Regions from separate parts of the Homo sapiens genome. Here regions 1, 3 and 4 are each linked to region 2. Evidence: read pairs that join two places in POLR2A ChIA-PET (ENCODE). Cell type or tissue: GM12878. All regions are shown on one strand. Each heading gives the region's core, and the rest is flanking DNA. Links, peaks and the distances in the headings are about the cores only. Region 1 overlaps DGKI (diacylglycerol kinase iota). Region 2 overlaps CREB3L2 (cAMP responsive element binding protein 3 like 2). Region 3 overlaps DGKI (diacylglycerol kinase iota). Region 4 overlaps DGKI (diacylglycerol kinase iota).

Evidence for each region. Peaks named below come from ENCODE experiments on the same cell type or tissue, not always from the same donor. Only the 100,000 strongest peaks of a DNase experiment are listed, where the experiment ranks them.
Region 1: POLR2A ChIA-PET joins it to region 2 with 5 read pairs; 2 of 35 experiments call an interaction of 5 or more read pairs at or near these places.
Region 3: POLR2A ChIA-PET joins it to region 2 with 5 read pairs; 2 of 35 experiments call an interaction of 5 or more read pairs at or near these places.
Region 4: POLR2A ChIA-PET joins it to region 2 with 5 read pairs; 1 of 35 experiments calls an interaction of 5 or more read pairs at or near these places.

What each region holds. Positions count from the first base shown.
Region 1 is chr7:137,691,629-137,696,660 of GRCh38, forward strand. The region is part of intron 1 of DGKI (diacylglycerol kinase iota); the gene reads right to left. Among named protein-coding and RNA genes, the nearest start is that of DGKI, 150 kb to the right of the region's middle. In GM12878, for the core only: no CTCF peak of the experiment used is centred there; a DNase peak (open chromatin) is centred at 3,043.
Region 2 is chr7:137,892,864-137,897,895 of GRCh38, forward strand. All of the region lies in intron 8 of CREB3L2 (cAMP responsive element binding protein 3 like 2), which reads right to left. Among named protein-coding and RNA genes, the nearest start is that of DGKI, 48 kb to the left of the region's middle. RefSeq lists enhancers at 2,591-2,760, 3,041-3,210. In GM12878, for the core only: no CTCF peak of the experiment used is centred there; DNase peaks (open chromatin) are centred at 2,508 and 2,858; H3K4me3 peaks cover 756 bases; H3K27ac peaks cover 2,796 bases.
Region 3 is chr7:137,734,921-137,739,952 of GRCh38, forward strand. The region is part of intron 1 of DGKI (diacylglycerol kinase iota); the gene reads right to left. Among named protein-coding and RNA genes, the nearest start is that of DGKI, 110 kb to the right of the region's middle. In GM12878, for the core only: no CTCF peak of the experiment used is centred there; no DNase peak of the experiment used is centred there.
Region 4 is chr7:137,751,684-137,756,715 of GRCh38, forward strand. All of the region lies in intron 1 of DGKI (diacylglycerol kinase iota), which reads right to left. Among named protein-coding and RNA genes, the nearest start is that of DGKI, 93 kb to the right of the region's middle. RefSeq lists an enhancer at 2,566-3,066. In GM12878, for the core only: no CTCF peak of the experiment used is centred there; a DNase peak (open chromatin) is centred at 2,894.

The sequences.
Region 1 (5,032 bases), core at 591-4,590, 200 kb before region 2:
GACCTCTGCAAACTCCCTCCAAAAAATAATTTGTAAAGTTGAGCAAGATGAACAGTAGCCCCCAAGCCTGAGGAAACACTGAGTAGAAGCCAGTAAGAATCCAGGATTGTGCAACCATTAATCAATTACCAAGTATGTCAGAGAGCTCAGCAAGTGTCTAGACCTTTGGGTTTTTTTTTTTTTTTTTTTTTTTAAGCCTCTTGTATTCCTATACAGGAAGTCCCAGATATAGGGGGTAGGTCTTCAGTAGTTAGAAGCGATCACATCGAGCTTGCTGGTAGCCTACTTTCAAAAGCTCCCACTGGGTAACAGACAATTTACTTGCTTTATATAATCCCCGAAAGGGTCATTATGAAGATGGAGGCCTTTAATGATGACACAATATTCTCGTTCCTCACTTTCACCAAGGCAAATAATTAGCAACATCAATTTTGGCCCCTCACCCCAAAGCATATTCCATATCATCGAGCAATAAGAAAGTAACAGTGGAAGAATCTTATACAGTGATCTTTCATCTCAAAACAGTTTTCCTCCACCTATGTTGAAGGAACTTCTTTAGCATTTTTATTAGGATTTTCTCTGGCTTTGAAGGGCTCTGTATGGGGACTCTGAGCTACAGTTTTCCTCATAAGAAAATCAGATCTCTGAAGAGTCAGAATACACAGGTTCTACATTTGATTCCTTAACAGTCACCACAACCTAAATTAAGTGTCCTTACAAAAAATACCAAACCACACCCAAGTGCAAACTCTTAGAATGGCTGAAGAATTTCTAAATCTTGGTTTAATGAGAAAAACACAGATCTTTCATTTTTTCATTAACTGTCCCAGACAGTTTTGATACAAAAAAATTTTTTTAAGAGAGGAAACAAAACGCTACTGTCAGGCACCAGTAGAAACCACAGGGCAAATGAGTTTAACTCATCAGAACTTGTAGACTCTGACCGCCAAAACCCGGTTACTCTTCCTAATTAGGACTGCCAGGAGGAGCCAATTGCTGAAATAATCAAATTAGGATTCAAGGATGCAAGCCACGTGTGTCTATGAAAGATAATGTGGCTATATGATAAAGAGACATACAAACATTTAACCCTGAAAGAAATTACAGTCAAATCACACTCTTTTCTAGCCTGGGAATAGAAACAAGTAAGGCCTTTTTGTTGATCACTTATTTCTCTTTGTGGATACAAATTTAAGGTTGGTTTTATGTCTACACACATAAACATTAATTAGGAGAAAAAAATAAGTAAAAAACATGAAAGTGGCTGCCAGTTTGTAACTCTAATTGCCCTCACAAAAGGACATACAAATAGAAAAAATATATTTAGGTACAACAGGGTGTACGAAATAACTTCTGATTAGAACTTTCCATTCTTTTAAATAACCATGGGAGAAAATCCTTTTCTCCAATAATTCATACATGCATACACATTTTCTTCCAAAATAAGAAAATAGTTTTATTATATCTCAGACCTCAAATATAAGTTAGCGAAAGTTATTTTTCTATTTGAATTTATCTTGCTGGTAGATGACGAATTTAAGAGTCTAGTAGAACTTGGTGTGTGGTTGGGAGTGGGATGAGGGGGCAGTAGTTTTATGCTGCAATTTGCTCCTATTAAAAAAAAATCAATGGGGTTTCAACTTGTTCTTTCCTTCTGCTCAGAATCCTCTCAAGCCCACGGTCAGCAAAACCATGAAATGCCAATGATTCTTTCTATTAATTTCACAACAACGCTTCATAGGAGATGGCTATAATCACAAATGCTTCTTTGAAAAGAACTGTGATATTAACTGTGAAATAGATATGAAAAGAAAATATCCTATAATGCAGTTTCAATAATACAACATCACAGTTAATATCAATTACCTGAAAGACCTCTAATATATTTAAAATATAAAAGCCATTATACATTTTAAGTAGCATCATATTATTTTCTTCACTTCATTCAATAAGACTATAAACTCCTAAAGGACAGGGCTCAATCCATCTACTAATCTTAATTACATTCCAGCCCTGGGGTAGACACAGTCTATATTCAAGAAATGCTTTCTGAGTTAATGAATGAACTTGACCAAGAAGCTAAGAAAAACAGCTTGCTGATTAGATCAAGGGTTGAGAAATCTGATTAGGATGATTTGAATTATATCCCATGCCTTACATTTCAGTGATATTCTTGCCTGAGAGAGTCAGAAATCCTTCATAGCAGCTCTTTAAAAATAAATGCAAATAAGGTAGAATCCAGTGTTAAGAAGCCTAAGAAACATCAAAACGGCTTTGTGTGGTCAACATTAAAATGGAATCCCTTTGCCACATTCGTAAAGGGCATATGATAGTGTTAATATTTTTACAATGTGTTTAATGAAACATGTGGCATATACTCTTCATAAATAGAAATTTAAAAATTTATGGAAGGCCGGGCACGGTGGCTCACGCCTGTAATCCCAGCACTTTGGGAGGCCGAGGCGGGCAGATCACAAGGTCAGGAGATTGAGACCATCCTGGCTAACACGGTGAAACCCCATCTCTACTAAAAATACAAAAAATTAGCCGGGCGAGGTGGCGGGCGCCTGTAGTCCCAGCTACTTAGGAGGCTGAGGAAAGAGAATGGCATGAACCCCAGGGGGCGGAGCCTGCAGTGAGCGGAGATCGTGCCACTGCACTCCAGCCTGGGCGACAGCGAGACTCCGTCTCAAAAAAAAAAAAAAAAAATTTATGGAAAACATGCAAATAAGCCAGAGATACCCTTTTCTAATTACCCACTTTGCAAATTTCTCTCAATTTCCTCTGGTTCCAGTTTCAGTCTGATTGTAGGTTTATGTGGCTCCCGTTTTCTATCTATCCTCATCTTGCCAGCTCCCTCTCTGGGTGATGCTGCACGTGAGAACAGAATCAGGATTCTTCTTGCAGAGCAGAAAAGCACCAGAGAATCAGGAAGTCTCTTACCCAGAACACCTCCTAAAGATTGACACATTAGAGACTGGTGAACTCATCCTGTTGTTCTAGAAAAGGAACCAGCTGTCTAAGAAGTTACTCAGTGTCTTGGTTTGATTCCCCAAGAGAGTTCTTAATCACCTAGTGTGTTGTTGTCTTTTTTCTTATACCATATGGGCACTAACTTTGCTTGTCTTCAAAGCAGCTCACAGTGCTTTTTGGCTGACTTAGACAAGCTGCCTACAATGTAAAGGATAGTCCACGCAATAAAAAAATTGTCCCAAGCCCCGCACAAACTTCACCTCTGATTTATGTCAGGGAACAAACTGTGCGTAATTATTTGAGCCTAAATCCTACTTCATATTATATATGAACTCAAAGTACTTTTTGATTATTTTAATGTACATTGAAATGTTGAAAGATGTAATTACTATTGAACCAAAGGTTGTGTTTTGTTTCCTAAGAAACTCATCCCATTGAGTCACTCAAAAAATCACTTTTGGTATTGAATCTTCAACATAATATACAACTATTATTCTACGTTTGTTACCTTCACAGTGATTCTCCAACATTGGTACTCAACCTTTGCCTACCATGGGGTTTAAGAATGAGTCCATTCAAAGCCCTCCAGGTATTTCTAATGTGTATCCTGGCTAGGAACCACTGTTCCACACAGATGTGCAAACATCTGACTACTTCATTGTCTGTAATGTGACTAAGCCCAGGCCTTTACATATTGAAATATATCCATTCAACAATGTATTTACCGAATGTCTATTTTATGCCAAGCACTGTTCTAAATGTGTAGGTTACAAGAACAAATAAAACAGACCCCAATCACTGCTGCCTTTGAGAAGCTTACATTTGAACAGAAAATACATTTTGCCAGGCACTGAATCTTTTTACATATTTTACGTATCCCTCACAATAATAAGGTATGATCCCTATTTCATAATAAATTTCCCATTTTTTTATAATAGATGTTCTCCATGGAGCTTATGGAGAACACGTAAGCTCCATGTCTAACAACACACAGGTAAGAAGAGGTCCGAGTAAGATTTGAATGGAGGCATCTAACTCCAGAAGGTATATACTTAACCATTTCACAACCTGACACTTTTATAAAATGCTGACAGTACACATATACATAGCAAACCAGACGTACTATAAAATTCACCTTTTCTATACTACTTCTCTAATTGCCTTAATTATAAATTTCCTGTCTCTAGAACAAGAATGCAAACTTCTACCAGCAAGAGGACATGTTTACTAGGCACTGGAGTGCAGAAGTTAAGCACACACCTTACCTTACCAATTAATGGTTATGTAGTCAGATAGCTTGATGTCTTTTAGCCTCAGTTTCCTTATACGTAAAATAAAAATAGCGCCTAACTCAGAGAATAGTGGAAAAAAATTGGGCAGGATGCTTGGCACAGAGTAAGCACAATCGATAGTTGCTGCTATTATTGTTCGTACACACATCAGCGGGCCCCCACAGCACCAGCCAAAGCTAGGTACATGGTAAATCTCTGAATAAATATGTGCTTTTTGATTGCTCTCAAAACAGTCTAAGTTCCCTGGACACTTCTGTTCATTCAACAAACATTTGACAAACTTCCACCACGTGTCAGGCAGTTCAAAGGGGTTATTCAAACAGAAGATTTCCTCTTCTAGTCAGTAAATAATTCCACGGTTGCCAAAGGAATCATTCTTCTTCCCTGCCTAACCCATCTTCCTAATACAAAATCAGAAAGCACCGCACACTTTCCTCAGACAGATTTACCATCATATTAAACACATGCAAATGTGCAATCCAAATGCCATTGGAAGTATTTATTATATTCATGTAAATAAATGCAATGCCCAAAAGACTTTTTTTTTTTTTTTTTTTTTTTTTTTTTTTTGCTTAATGTGTAAAAATGGCCTGGCAGCTGAATGCCCCTGAGAACTTGTGAACTCATTTCTCAGACAGGATTTAATTCCCAAGTGTAACTTTCCTAACCACATCCATAAGGCAACACTGGTACGGGCTTGGCGTGGGATGTGGCAACAAACCTCATTTTAAAACATGGTAAGATGACTTCACTGAGATTCTCTCCAG
Region 2 (5,032 bases), core at 462-4,461:
GATACAATGTTAATAATTATAAGTTCTACACATTTCATAAGGATATTTAAGGAAAATCATGAACAATCTCAAAGACATTTAAATACTAAAGTGTGTCATACACAAAAGACAACCATATCAGCTCAAACTCCTAAACCTTGAGTAAATACCTATATGTTTATGGCCTTTTACTTAAGTTTTGAAGGTTGTTCATGGGGCTCTGGCCTAAATGAAAAAAAAAAGCGTATAAATTTTCTCCTTTTTCTTCCTGTGTTAATTGCTACATTACAAGAGGCTTCTTTATTTTGTAGGAACCAGAGGGCATTTCTGAAATGCTATATTACCTACTGGCCCAGGAACAAACACTGGCCAAGGAACAAAAACTGAGGCTGTGGAATTTTGAACTTTACACTAAATTACACTAAAATGCCTTTTAAATCCCTCTGGGGAACTTAGTTTAGTACCCAATAATCCTTTGAAGTTTGAAATATTTCCATGTGGAAAGAAAGTTCACACTCTTCACACAACCAGAAGTTAGAGATAATGCAGAAATGAAAAGTGAATTAAAACCAAGGTAAAAGTGTACAGTAGAGTAACTTGGGTCATTTATCAGTCCTCAAATAGCTTCTTTGTGTGCAGCTGGGGGTGGGTTCAGCCAGTTATTGTCAGTCTAAGAGAGAAGAGATGAACCCACACACAGAAAACCATAATAGTGTGTAGGGAACAAATACACAAAATTAGTGCAAACAGACACAGCTGTGTGGGCTAAACAAACAGACCAGGAGAGCCAGAATCCAGTCAAAACCCAGTAGACTTGGCTGGAAAGACCTTTAATAGGAATCATATAGAGATTGTCAAGAACAAGAAAAGTAGAGTTAGAAAGACTATAGCTAAGAGGAAGATCAAAGAAAAAGATTAAGGAATTTTATTTCTGATAACAATAGAGATAAATGTCAGGCAAGCATGTCCCTTAATTCTGTGAGGTCTGAGGAAAGTGTACAAATGAAGTCCACATGCCACACATCTTAAGGTTTCTACAAGTCAAGCAGCCCAACACCTGCTCCTTCCGGCTCCCTCTATGGCCAGGTTTGAACAGAATTCTTGGACTTCCCAGGGCTGCTTGCCAAAATGTGGTAGTATAAGCAGAATTACTCCAGGCCTCAGCCTGCTCCACACCGTTGGAGAGAGACAGTCTCTTGGGTCTTCTTGTGTTCCTACACATTCTGCTGTGGATGCCAAGATGGAAAGGCTCTCACTGCTCTTTTATGATGGGCCACCTCTCAAGGTTGTTATGAAGCTGGTAACCTGGACAGATGAGGTAATGTCTCTCCCTGGGCAAGAAGCAGGTTTACTGATTGCTTGCTATAAAAGCAGTGGATTCTCCAAGCTCAGGCTTCCTTAGCTGTGACACAATCCCCACTGAGAGCACAGCATCCACCCGGATCTGTCCTGGCACCTGGGGGCAAGGAGAACTGATACATATATGCTGCTGCTCACTCTGTCTACTGAGCAATAGAATCCTTTGTCTTTGACCCAGGAATCTCATATCTTCTATAAATAAGGCTAAATTGAATCCAGACCTGACATATTGTGAAGGATGTCGTGCACACACCAGGCCTGGTTCAAACTCCATATGCAGCCCTCACAAAGAGCTGTCTCTGTCTACCCCATTGGCTTCAGGGGTGCCCACTGGTCACCAGGTTTGCCCTTCGGAGAACAGATTTGGGGTAGAAGTCCACATAGGCCCTGGAAATGAGCTAAGACCTTTGGACAGGGAATTCCAGGATCCTAGGTACTGGAGTAAGTTCTAGAGGGCTAGGGTGAGAGCTCCAGATGGATGCATCCCCTTGGTCCTGCCAACTACACATCCCATGGAGGGGGACATGGCTGAAGGAGAGCCAGCACAGGGCCCTCTAAAACACTGAGTCCAAATCAAGGGCCCTTGTGTCCAAGTCTAAAGTTGGCTCTTGCTGGGGCAAGGTCCTTGAAGGAGCAAGAGGTATAGCAGCAAGAGAAACCAAAGTAAGGACCAGTTCAAAAGTTAAGTGACCAAGTTCTCGTCCCCATTCTACCTCTAAATGTTAAGATGACTTTAACCCCACCAGGCCTCAGTTTCTCCTTCTGTAAAATAAGGTGATTAGCAGTTCAATACAATGATATCTAAGGTGTATCTCAAGTCTAAGCTCCTATGATTCTACAAATCCATGCTCAAGGAGAAAAGCTGTAGCTCACAGCCCTAAAGATGCCTGAGAACAAAATAAGAAATAAATGGAGCAAACTGAGCCACAAACGCCTACAACTAATGGGCCGGGCAGTGTATGTGCATCACTCATGCAGAAGAAAACTATACCAGTGGGAAAAAATGACAAGATTTCTCAGGGATGAGACCAGGGTGGGGCCATCCAGAAAGCTTGCAGCTTAGAGAGGTGCATTCACTTAGAAAAGCCAGAAGGATTCTCTAGCAGCCACACAGGCACTGCTCAGACACCAGCAAGTGAAAATGTATTTCTTGATGGAGCACAGGAAGAAGGGCCCCCTGGGAAACCATCTCACTCCCATCTTACACATTTCCTGATAGCATGCAATTAGCGGATCACCTCAGCAAAGGAAGTGTGAAGGTGCTTTCGCACCACTTCAGCTCTGTTCCCAGAGTCTCCCAGAGAAAAACTGAAGAAAGATGAAAAAGACTTCCTCATCTACTCTCCCGGCCCTGTCCTCTTCCACTCTCCATAGCTCAGATAAAAGATCTTTTCATCTAGAAATCAATAATAGGCTAGGTGGCTGCTGCTGAGTCCAGTACAAAAAAAAAAAGAAAGAAAACCATACTCAGGATTGACTCATAATCTGAGCACAAATTTTCATCTGGGTAGATGCGAAAGTCCCCTGTGGGGTATTGTATAGGGGTGGAAAAAAGTAAAGAGGTATCATTTTCTTTCATTTGGTCAATGATGAAACAGCCACTCACCTTCCCTGCCATGCCATGCATATGAAACAATGGCCCCCAAGGCCTCTCCACCCCCCATTTCTGGTGACCCAGGATCCTCTTCACTTATCAAAGTTGTTCTACTTCCATCCAGCTGCCTCTGAAGAATGATAATATGAGAAGCATCAACAGGAACACACACACAGGTGTGCATTCCCCAGCCCAGCCCTGCACACTGCCCAAACACTGGTCACCTGCATGGGGTGATGTGAGTAAAGGGTCCCAACGTCTTCCCTTGCCCAGTACCCCAATCACCAGCTCCCCATGGCTGGCTCTAGGGCAGGGCATTGCCAATGCTTACATCAGTCATTTTGGTTACTGTGGTATTCTCTGAGCGCCACAGACGCCCTCGGCAGAAAACAAAGAGAAAGGGGGAAGAGCAGTTAGAGGAACTCTAGGTCTATTCCCCATTTGAGCGAAGCAGCCCTGCTTTTATCTATTTCCCTCTCAAGCCAAAATACATTAAAAGCTACTGGTTTTGTTTGTTTGTTTTGAGATGGAGTTTTCCTCTTGTTGCCCAGGTTAGAGTGCAATGGCGTGATCTCGGCTCACCGTAACCTCCGTCTCCCAGGTTCAAGTGATTCTCCCGCCTCAGCCTCCTGAGTAGCTGGGATTACAGGCACACGCCACCACGCCCAGCTAATTTTGTATTTTTAGTAGATATGGGGTTTCTCCATGTTGATCAGGCTGGTCTCGAACTCCCAACCTCAGGTGATTCACCAGCCACGGCCTCCCAAAATACTGGGATTACAGGTGTGAGCCACCGCGCCAGGTCTTAAATATTATGATCTTAGGAGGTCCCCGCTACAATTATCTGTGGGAAGATCACAGATGAATCCATTGCCAGCCATTACTACCATAAAAGCGTTATCCACGAGGAGAGGTGAGTCTTGAAGAGGGAGAAGAAATGGGAGAAGAAGACACACAGAGCCACTGCGCTCCTGAGACTCAAGGGAAGGCACAGAGTACAGGGAAGGAGGCCAAGGGGAAGAGGAACATCGACAAACTTGTTCTGCTTTGTAAGTAAAATAAGCCAGACAAAGACAAATACTGTATGGTATCACTTACATCTAAAGAAAAATTTAAGTCAAACTCACAGAAACAAGAGAATAGAAAGGTGGTCACTGGGCACTGGAAGTGGGAGAACTGGTCAAAGAATACAAACTTTCAGTTATAAGGTAAATACATTCTGAGGATCTACTGTACAGCATGGTGACTGTAATTAAAAATGCCATATTATATACTAGAAGTGTGCTAAGCATTGGCACCAAAAAGAAAAAGAAAAAAAAGGTAATTATGTGGAGTGATGGATGTGTTAATCAGCCTGATTGTGATAATCATTTCATAATATATGCATACATCAAATCGTTACATTGTATACTGTAAAAATATGCAATTTTGTCAATTATGCCTTAATAATGCTGACAACAAAACACATAAACAAAAAACTTTCCCTGCTTTAACAGGTGGCTAAGCTAGCCCTGGTCACATTCAGTAACAGCAGACTGTCAGGGAAGGCTCAGATCCCAATAGCATGAAGTAGATTATTATTATTATTATTTGAGACAGAGTCTCGCTCTGTCGCCCAGGCTGGAGTGCAATGGCACAATCTCGGCTCACTGCAGCCTCTGCCTCCTAGGTTCAAGCGATTCTCCTGCCTCAGCCTCTCGAGTAGCTGGGATTACAGGTGTCTGCCACTACGCCCAGATAATTTGTGTATTTTTAGTAGAGATGGGGTTTCACCATGTTGGTCAGGTGATCTCTGACCAACAGGTGACCCACCTGCCTCGGCCTCCCAAAGTGCTAGGATTACAGTCATGAGCCACTGCGCCTGATCAAGGTAGATTATTTTTAATGGTGAGTCAAAGATCCTGTAGAAATGTATGAGAATATGTCCAGTGTTTTGTTATGTGGAAATAGTTCTTAACAAAGAAGTATGTACAATATAAATACATACACATAAGATATTCCAAAACATAAAGATACCTCTGAGTGAAAGGATTCTTTTTTTTTCCTAAATTATTTTTACAAGGAGCACATATTATGTATGCATCTTCCTTAAGTCGAAAC
Region 3 (5,032 bases), core at 493-4,492, 160 kb before region 2:
TACACATCACCGCTGATCATGATGGCTTGTCAATTTGCCCTTCTATATAATTGAAAAATCTTCTGCATCCCTATTACCATTACCCTGGGTGGCTCCTTTCTCATTTCACATTGGTACCATGTTAACATCTCTTCACTGATTTCCCTGTTTCCACTCTAGCTACTGGCCCTGAAATCCATCTTTTATGCTGAAATTAGACTCATCTGTGTGAAAAACACGTCTGTCCCATTTAACACCCTTTAGGGGTGCCCTGTAACCTAAAATAAATTCCAGTCTCCTTGGCATTGCATTTTAGGGCTTCTACCTATATGTTCAAACTTATCTTTTGCTACCCTCTGCCTCATACTTTTGTTTTAGCAACGCTAATCTATTTTGCTTTTGCTTTACTAATCATCAATTCATTGCTTCCTTCTTTTGTTCATCCTGTGCTTTTGCTTGAATACTCTTTCCACCTTTCTCTATCTGGTTAGATTTTACTTATCCCCCAAGAGTCAAATCAGGAATCATCTGTCATATTTGGCCAAGTAGCCCTTTTTGTGCTCCCCAGGACCCTGAAGATACTGGTGTACAAGCATTTACCACAGTTTAGTTGTATATCTGATGCATATGATGAGGTAGACGGGTTTTTTCTTTTATAAAATAAATTATATTTTCTTGGTTGCAAGGGTACCATCTTAGATTTTGAAATGTCAATTGAATAGCAAGTCATTTTCTTGGGATTCAGAAGTGCCAGTATATAAACTTGGTCACTACAAAGAAAGCAGAGCAAACTGCATAAGGATTCCAAAGCAATTCTGGGAAGAAAGGAAGCAAAACCTCAACTCTTAGTACTCCAAATGTAAAGTTAAGCACACCGATTAGGATAGACCAGAGCAGACCCTACCAAGACCCAGCAACAGGGAAGAACAACAATTCCTGAGAAATGAAATTATAGGAGCAAGAGCTGAGGCTCATGGCCACACTAAACGCCTGTGCTAGCTACCGTCCGCTATGTCAGTGACATTGCATGCTTTTGTGGACTCTACTACCCTGAACAGTGAGTGTACATCAATGAACAGTGGCTGAAAATGACAGTAGGACCATAACCTGAGCACTGGACACAGGGCCCCACACACAGATCACACATGTTGTGTAGAAAGCCACTCAACATTGGTAAACACAGTGTTTAATTTTTCACATAGCTCTTTCCTATCCTTCCCTGCTTCAGTTCATTCTAATTTCTCCTAAGATAAGCCAAGAGAAATTTCAGAGAAGATGTCATTAATTTGGTTCCAATCTCTTAATAAATGTCCAAACAGATTTTGCAACCTGATCATTATGAATGCTGGAAACATCAGTAAACCATTTCCAGTATTAAAATATATTTAGCATGCAATCTCCATCAAGCTAGGTTGCACGAGGCATCTTATTGTAAGGCTAATGTAGGGGTTCTGGAGCCAAATAAACCTGAATTTCAGACATGGCTCAACCTCTTACCGTGTGACAGTGGGCAAATTATTTAGCTCCTCTATGGCTTATTTTGCAAAGGCAAAATGGGATTAATAGCAGACCTTACCTCTTCACGTTGCTGTGAAGAATAAATGAGAGAATGCACTAAAGTGCTCAGCAATCAATAAATTTAACTTCTAAAATGGGCAGCTGAAAGAGACAACACTTACAACCTTTTAATACGAGAAGGTCAAACAACCACCCCACAAATTGCATCCTGTTTGTCCTAAGTGAAATAACATCTAGGAAAAATACTGAAAGTAACGGGAACTTGAAATTGACCATATGGGATCTTCTGTGGGTTACAAAAATAGCATAATTTAATCAGAAACCCCTAGCTTCCAAGAAGCCTGAATGAGTATGAAGAGAAAATAGATTTTGTCAATCAAGACCTTGTTGCAGGCCCTCAACATTAGATACAGAACCATGATTAAATTAATCAGAGGTCATACAGATCACAGTAAGAGATAAGCAGTCTATTCAGTTTTTCTTTTTCATATCTACCCTCATATCACTAATGACTGTGGCTTTAAATAATAATCTTTGTTATCTCTTATAAGCCAGATTGAATCAAAGTTTGGGCAATCTTTGAACTAACTCTTAAAAATCAAGTCTGGTGGGTTCCGAAAAATTGGACGGAAAACTATTAAAGCTAAACGTGATTGGACAGCACGAAATATGACAGTGTTTTAAAATCATAAACATTGAAATACTTAGTTCCCTATGCTGGGTCTGTGCATACTCACTAAATGGTATTAGTTTTACTTCAAAGCATTCAAATATGCCTCATTTCACCAAAAAAAAAAAAAAAAAAAAAATACATACAAATTTTCAAAGCAGAAACATGAGATAACTATTTGTATTAGAAAAGATTCTTGATTTACAAGAAATACTCATGGAAGGAGAACTTTCAACAGCAAGTTTCCCTGGAATACAAAGAAACATTATTTGCAGAAATTGAATCTGCATTCTATTCATAATATAAAGGCAAATCTGTTCCATGCATTTAAGGAATTAATAAAAGTAACTAACATCTTACTGTCATAAAATACAAACACAAGCAAAAACCTTGATGATAATGGACTTTAGTCCCTTCGTTTTATTAAAAAAAAAAAAAGTTAAGTTTAAGCAGGTGACATGAAAGCTCATCTCTGATAGACTTCGGAATGGAACCCAGAACCTCTTACTTGAGCCCAAGGCATTTCCTATCAACCCAAATTACATCTCCTGTTTCCCTACATATTATTTAGATACTGTATTTTGAAATGCCTCTAAACATTAGCTGTCAGTTTTTAAGAAGCTAAGAATCAATGCCTCCCATATATTACTATCTTCATATAAAAGCAAATCAATCTGGAATTAAGCAAAGTGTGGCAGAATAAATACACTAAACTGAACAAGAGCCCTGGCCACATGGAACCTATCTGCACACAACCACATCCTTGGGAATCTGAGACTTCACCACAGTGGAGCTAGGAAAAAAATGGGACCATTAATTTATTCAATAATTTCTATGATTAATCTGCGTGCCACAAGTTCTGTGCAAAGAACTGGGGATAACACAAGGGATAAGACAGAAACAGTCTTTACCGTTTAGCAAGACTAATAGCCAAGCTTTATTAAGAGTTTTCATGTTCTAGGCACAGTGCTAAGCAATACTCAAGGATTTTCTCATTTAATACATTCAATATATAGCCCTATAAAATATGTCCTATGTTTATTACCATTTTGTAGATGCGGAATGAAATACAGACAAATTAATGCAGTTAGCAGGACCACATGACACTGATTAAGTTAATCGGTGTAATGTAGATACTAAGTGACAAAAGTAGAATTTGAAAGCAGATCTCGAGGGCTGGACCCTTAGCTGCTGTGCTATACTGACTCCAAGCTACTAGGAGAGACACATATTAAATACATACCTCTACACAATTATATGTATAATCTAATTATAATGGGTTATACAAAGGAGAACTTTGGGCTACCTGAAGAGCATTTATAAGAAGGATCTAGTCACTGTAAGATAGGGCTATTTTCACTACCAAAGAATTATTCACAATGGTATGGTGATATTTACCTTTCAATATAAAATGCCATATTAATAAACTGCATTTGTAGGATGTGCTAAAAACAAAAAGATGTGTTTATAAACTTTAAGCATTAACCACTGAGACCAACCTGACTTTGTCCATTCAAATTCCAGCTCCCAGAGAAAACTTCCTCTTGTACAGTTTTGGGCTTGGAAAATATCCTTCAAACTATCTAGCCCTGTCTTATGTGAACACTTTTTTAGAAATTCACAGAGAAGATGAGGTTCCCCCCCCCCCTTTCCTTTTCATATCCGATTTACTAGATACTCATTGTAAAGTCTGCCAGACTTCCATTGTCTATTTTCTTTGATACAATTTTGAAAGTATCCATCATCAGCCAAACCAGAACACGCAGGTCTGGTTTCATCCTAACTGTTCATGCCCATAACCATAAAAAAGAAGACACAGATTCATCCCTCATCCCTCAGGTCTCGTTGATTTGTGCCAAATGAGGGCAATTACTAGACATATGGACACCTCCTCTACCTAATGAAAAGCTGACTCCCTCATTCAGTCATGTTTTTTATCCAAATATGTTTTAAGTGAACCAGCAAAACCATGCAGAGCCACTTCACAGAGTATGCAGTTTGTGGACTGAAAATAGAGGGATCAGGAGCTGAAATCCAGCCCATGCTCAGCACTCTGAGCCACGTGTCTCAGCATGGATCTACATCCACCTGAAAGAAGGGCATCTCTTCCTTTGCACCAAGTAACCTCAGCTTGCCAAGTCAAGTGCCTAAAGGGCTGTTTTCTCCTACGGCACATTTTTCAACATTCACATCAGGTATCCTATTGTCTACCCAGTGTCATAGGACTATTTGACCTGTGAAATCACATCTCCCTGGGTCTCATTTTCCTCATCTCTAAAATGAAAAGACGGGCAAAATAAATTCTAAACCTCCTTCCATGTTAAAAACTCTAAAGAACAAACAACCTAGGCTTCCCTGGCTCTTTCAGAGTTACGGTGTAATCTGCCAAAGAGGAAAAATAACGACTAGACCTCGAGATCCTAGCGGCTTCCTATGGGACCTCATGCAGGGCCTCTCTGGGAACTCCAGCCCTGGCTTACTTGCTAATTTCCCATGGGTCTTCCTTAGATAGCCTTTCTCCAATGGGAAGAACAAAACTCATTTGCCCTGCACACAACATAGTCAGAATGGCCAATGACAGAGTAACTATAAAAGGGTTTAGCGAATGTAAAAAGTGCTACACGCATGTGTACACTAGATCCTCCCAGCAGCTTTTATTCCCCAGACTGCCCAGAGAAAGTTGTTTTTGGTCCCTGTTTTTCTTATTTGTCAATAGAGCATATGAGAGTGATCATCCACTTTCCAGTTTATTTTTGCCACTTGCAGAATCGAAATGGCAGTCAAGAAAAGGTTGAACCTGAGGTCTGTCTCTGCTAAGTGAGAACTACTGTTGGTTGAACTATTCCCACTGGTGTTGCCCAGTGA
Region 4 (5,032 bases), core at 428-4,427, 140 kb before region 2:
AAATACTAAATATTTTAAGCTTTGTTGGCCAGGTAATCTGTGTCACAACTACTTTCCTGTGCTATTGTAACACAAAAGCAACTATAGACAATATATAAACAAGTGAGCCAGCCTGCATTCCAATAAAACTTTATTTACAAAAATTGACCTGTACGCTGTCATTTTCTAACCCTTGCAATCAACCTCAGAACCAAAAAGCAAGCATAAGATGATATAAAATAATAATAACATGATAATAACAAAAGAAACAAAGCAGCATCACTTTATTAATTATGTCTAGGCATTATCCAATTATTTAAATGTATTTAACGCAATGTACATAAGGCTGTGTACCCAAATACATAACTACATACAATCACTACATTTCAGAATCATAAATCCTACTACAATGTCCTTCAGACTAAAAATTTGCCTATTTCCAAAACTTATCCCCAGAAACCTCTTCTATCCTATTCCAAAAGATTTCTCCCTGGATAATAAAAGTTGTGGGGGGAGCAAAGAGGAAGAGGTGGTCAAATAGTAACAGCACAAAAGTGTGGGTGGTGAACTCCCATCCCTGAGAAATAGCAAAATCAACAATACAAAAAAAAAAAGTCAGATCTCACAATCCCTAAAAAGGTATCGATAGGGGGTCCTGGTTCACAAACTTTAGTCTACAAAGAGGGAAAAGGAAGGCCTCATATTTATAAACTTCAGTTTTTTGGTTATAACTTAGAACAAAATGTACGGAATTCCGCTAAGGGAGGAGACCACCCCTCATATTGTCTTATGCCCAATTTCTGCCTCCAAAGAAAGAAGAAGTAAAAACTAAAAGGCAGAAATGAAATCCACAGGCAGATAGCCCAGCGCCGCACCTTGGGCCTGGTTACAGATTGACCCCTGACCTAACGGGTTATGTTATCTGTAGATTCCAGACATTGTATGGAAAAGCATTGTGAAAATCCCTGTCCTGTTCTGTTCCATTCTGATTACCAGTGCTTGCAGCCCCCAGTCACATAACCCCTGCTTGCTCAATCGATCACGACCCTCTCACATGGACCCCCTTAGAGTTGTAAGCCCTTAAAAGGAACAGGAATCGCTCACTTGGGGAGCTTGGTTTTTGGAGATGTGAGTCTTGCCGAAGCTCCCGGCCGAATAAAGCCCTTCCTTCTTTAACTCAGTGTCTGAGGGGTTTTGTCTGCGGCTTGTCCTGCTACACCTCCACTCACCAGCCATCTGAGGACTCTGACACGGGTATTTTGCACCTGTTTTGGTTCCTGCAAAAGAGATTCATCCAAACCCTACTCATCCTTCCTAGACAGCCAGTATCACTCACAAACATACACGTGTTACTAGTGCATGCTAGTACATACGAATGTACATACACACACACACACACACACGCACACCCACAATACCCACTTGGAAGTTGGCTATTCTGTACTCAGGATAATCATCTCAACTTCTCCCCATGAGGTCCCTAAATAATAAACAAAGTTACACTTGAGTGGTCTGACTACAGAGAAGATGAGAAAGGAAAAGCAAGGTGGCTCTGCCAAAAGATAACAAAGGCTGCAAACTGATCCCCAGGAACCTGGAGTCATTTAAATGGCCAGGATACTTCCAGACAGAGAGTCTCTGGTGCTAGACACTGCCCCGGAAAGTGGATTAGCCTGGCAGACAGTATTAAACTCAGCCGGGATCCCTGGGAGAGTCTGCCAGCAACTGCTGGAGTGCCCACCACATGTATTTAGGAATTTTGCGAGGGTTCCAAGGCCTTTCAGGGCACAGCCGCTCTATCCCTAAGGAATCAACACACACATTTATCACAGAGGTAGTTTAGTACCTCATTGCCCAAAGGAACGGAACAGAGTGGGAGCAGGAGGAGGGGAGTTGAGCAAACTTAGAGAGGAACGGGTTGTAAAGTCTGAGTCAGTTTATATCTGAAGGCAAGGCTGATAGAGGTTTAATTAATTTGCTTTCCACTCTCTTTGACCATAATTCAATCTTTCTCTCTCTCTTCACATTCAAAATCCAAGGTGGACAGAGGACATAGACAGGAGGGGTGATCTATGAGGCTACAGACAAAGCAGAAGTCGCCTCTATTGCCATGAGCAATTCAATTCCTGGAGCTAAAACAATAACATCAGCATCATCGTTAGAGCAGCTTTGAGAGTAAATGCCACCAGCTCCTACAGAGCAGCCCCAAATTAATGGCATATAAATAAAAAAAGGACACCAGGGTAGCCAGTCCCACTGAAATGGGCAATCAATGTTTCTATTACAACATTAAAAAAGAGGAGGAGGAGGAGGAGCGTGGAGGGGGAGGAGAAGAAGAAGTAGTAGTTCCCCTAACTGGGAACTATGTTGTCAGTGAGGAGGAGCAAAAACAGGGTAGTCTAGAATCCAAGAGGGGTCATGGGGGGTTATGTAAAGAAGGTGGGAGGCACTGTGGGCCAGGGGCAGGTGCACTGCTGCTGCCAGGAATAGCCTCCCTGCTGGTTCAAAGGCAGTGAGGAATGGGGCACCCTGTTTTCATCCCCCGGTGGCTGCTTCACTCCCACCAGAAATGCTCCTACGTGGAGGAAGAGTATCAGCCTCTGCCACATCCACCCCCTGTCCCCAGGAGGTCCTTGTGTCCTCCCCTCCTGTGGCTTAAGAGAATAACAAAAATGACCTCCACTGGAGGGAGATCACATCTTCAGGTCCTGCCCCTTGTCTGTTTCAAATGGGCTTTTCAAACATCAGCAGGCACAGGGAAGAAGGGCAGTGGGAGACTGCTGCGTGACCAGCTCAGGGTTTCCCACCAACCTGTCTGCAATCATTCACCAGCCAGATGCAGCAAGGGACGTTTGTTTTACCCTTTTCATTCGGAGCTGTCACTGTGCGACCTCTGCCACCCCCTCATCTCTCACCTCAGGGCACCTGCCTCAAATAACTTCCCTTGTGTTGTCATTCACCTCATGGATAATTGATAGCATGTCAAGTTGATGCTAAGAAAAGAACAAGGTGGGTAGACGTGTGCCTACTATAAATAGATCCACGACATGACCAGCATTTGCCAACTTTTGAGCAAAGAAAGGCAGAGGCAGAAACGGCAGCGATGGCAGCTTCCCCTGGGTCCTTGGAAGAGCTGGCTTCACACTGACAGCCACAGCCCTGCTTGAGTGGTTTGACTCACAGCAGAGGGGTGGGAAGATGCCTTTCTCCATTTGGGAGCAAAATTTAAAATATCACACGTGATGGAACTTTCAGGGTTGTTTGACAGACGCATAAAAGCTCAAACAACGCATACTTTAAAACGTCTGCTTTCTTTCTCCTACATTATCTTTTTCTCTGTATGTTTTAGGAACTTTATTCTTTATTTTGCTCTCAGGGGCATATCTGCTTCTAAGTTTTTATATACATATGCTCACACAATTACATATGTAATTGGCACCTACACAGATTATAAATTAGGTATATATTAGACCCTGCAGCTACAGAGAGGAAGAATAAAATAAGACTCCAAACACAGGAGGCATTCATCAGGAATCCTTTTGTTACAAGTGGCAAAAACCAATTCAATATGGTAAGAAACATGAATTAAAAAATGATAAAGATGTGAGGTCTTTTTCAACATGTCCCATGAAGAGTTCCCCACCAAACGAGGGGGCCAATCCATGGCAAAGATTAGATTAAGGGTGCACCTTTCCATCCAAGCCTATTTTTTCACATGGCCTCAAGATGGTTGACTTTAGTTTAAGGGCAGAGGGAGGAGGGAGAAACAGAGAATCGAGACAAGTGAGCTTTTCAGGCTTAAAAATTGCTTCTAGGTCTAGATTGAGATCTTTGCCTTGGTCACTCACACGTGGAACAAAGTGGAAACAAATCGACCTGAATGCTCTTAAGTCTCTTAGGGCATTGAATTGCCAAATAAACCACAGTCCTCATCTGAAAAATCTTGTAACTGCCAATCCCCCAAGGGAACCCCAACTTCTCCAAAAGCCCCACCAACAGGAAAGGGGCTGTGAACATTGTGCAGGTCATGGGAAGGGCACTCCTCCTATGCCCACTTCAGATACAGCCTGGAGGATAATGGATGAGGAAGAGGCTAAACAAACTGTAGGAGGAGAAACAACCAACTGCAATTGCAAAAAAAAATACATCTCAGGATCGCAGAAACTGACTATATAAACTCTAAGTGTTGGCATCCACAAGCCAAAGAGCAAACTGCAAAACTCTGAAAATTGAAAGAAAAAGACTTGGGTTCCTGGTCCAGTTCCTAATGGGTAACCAAGCATGTCCTTCAGCCTTGCAAAAGGTCAGTCATGGAAGTTCTTAGGAGAGGTATATTTTGAGCCAGACATTCAACAAACACGTCAGTTGAACAAAATAAGTTCTTCCTTATGCAGTCATCAACAGTAACAGACACAGAAGAATCTGAGCTGAGAATGCAACAGAAGCCCCAGTGTACATACATCACCAATAAACCTGTTTCCTGCAGAGGCTTTAATAACCAAGCAGATAGGAGATCTCTCTCCTGTTTCCAAGCAGTGGATCTCATCAATAATCCAGACAGGAGATAATATGCCAAGACCTGCTGTGCCCTCCCAGCCAAGCGTGACCTCACAGGTTCCTTGTTATCAGGCTCCAAGTTCACACCTAGAAAATAATGGAAATATACCCTCAGCTGCACAGCCCTTTTCTGATTCATTTGTAAGCTACACTAATAATCCCATGATGCAAACACAGAAGAAAAAAAGTCATTCGGGAACCGTCAGAAAGGTTATTTTTGTAAGACATGAGGGAATGATTATAATGATTTATTAAAATCTTACAATGTGAGAAAGTAAGATCGGCAAACAAAATCCAATTAAGGAATTCACCAAATAAAAAGGAATTGAACTCCTCCAGCCTGGGGTTGACAAAGAAGCCATTCAGTAAAGAGCTTTATATGCTAAACTTAGCTAGTAAACCTAGTTATTTTCCATGCAGTGCTGTTCTTAAAGAGCTATTTAACTTCATCCATATCTACGATCTAAAAGACTAAGTATTTTGACTTGTGGGTTTA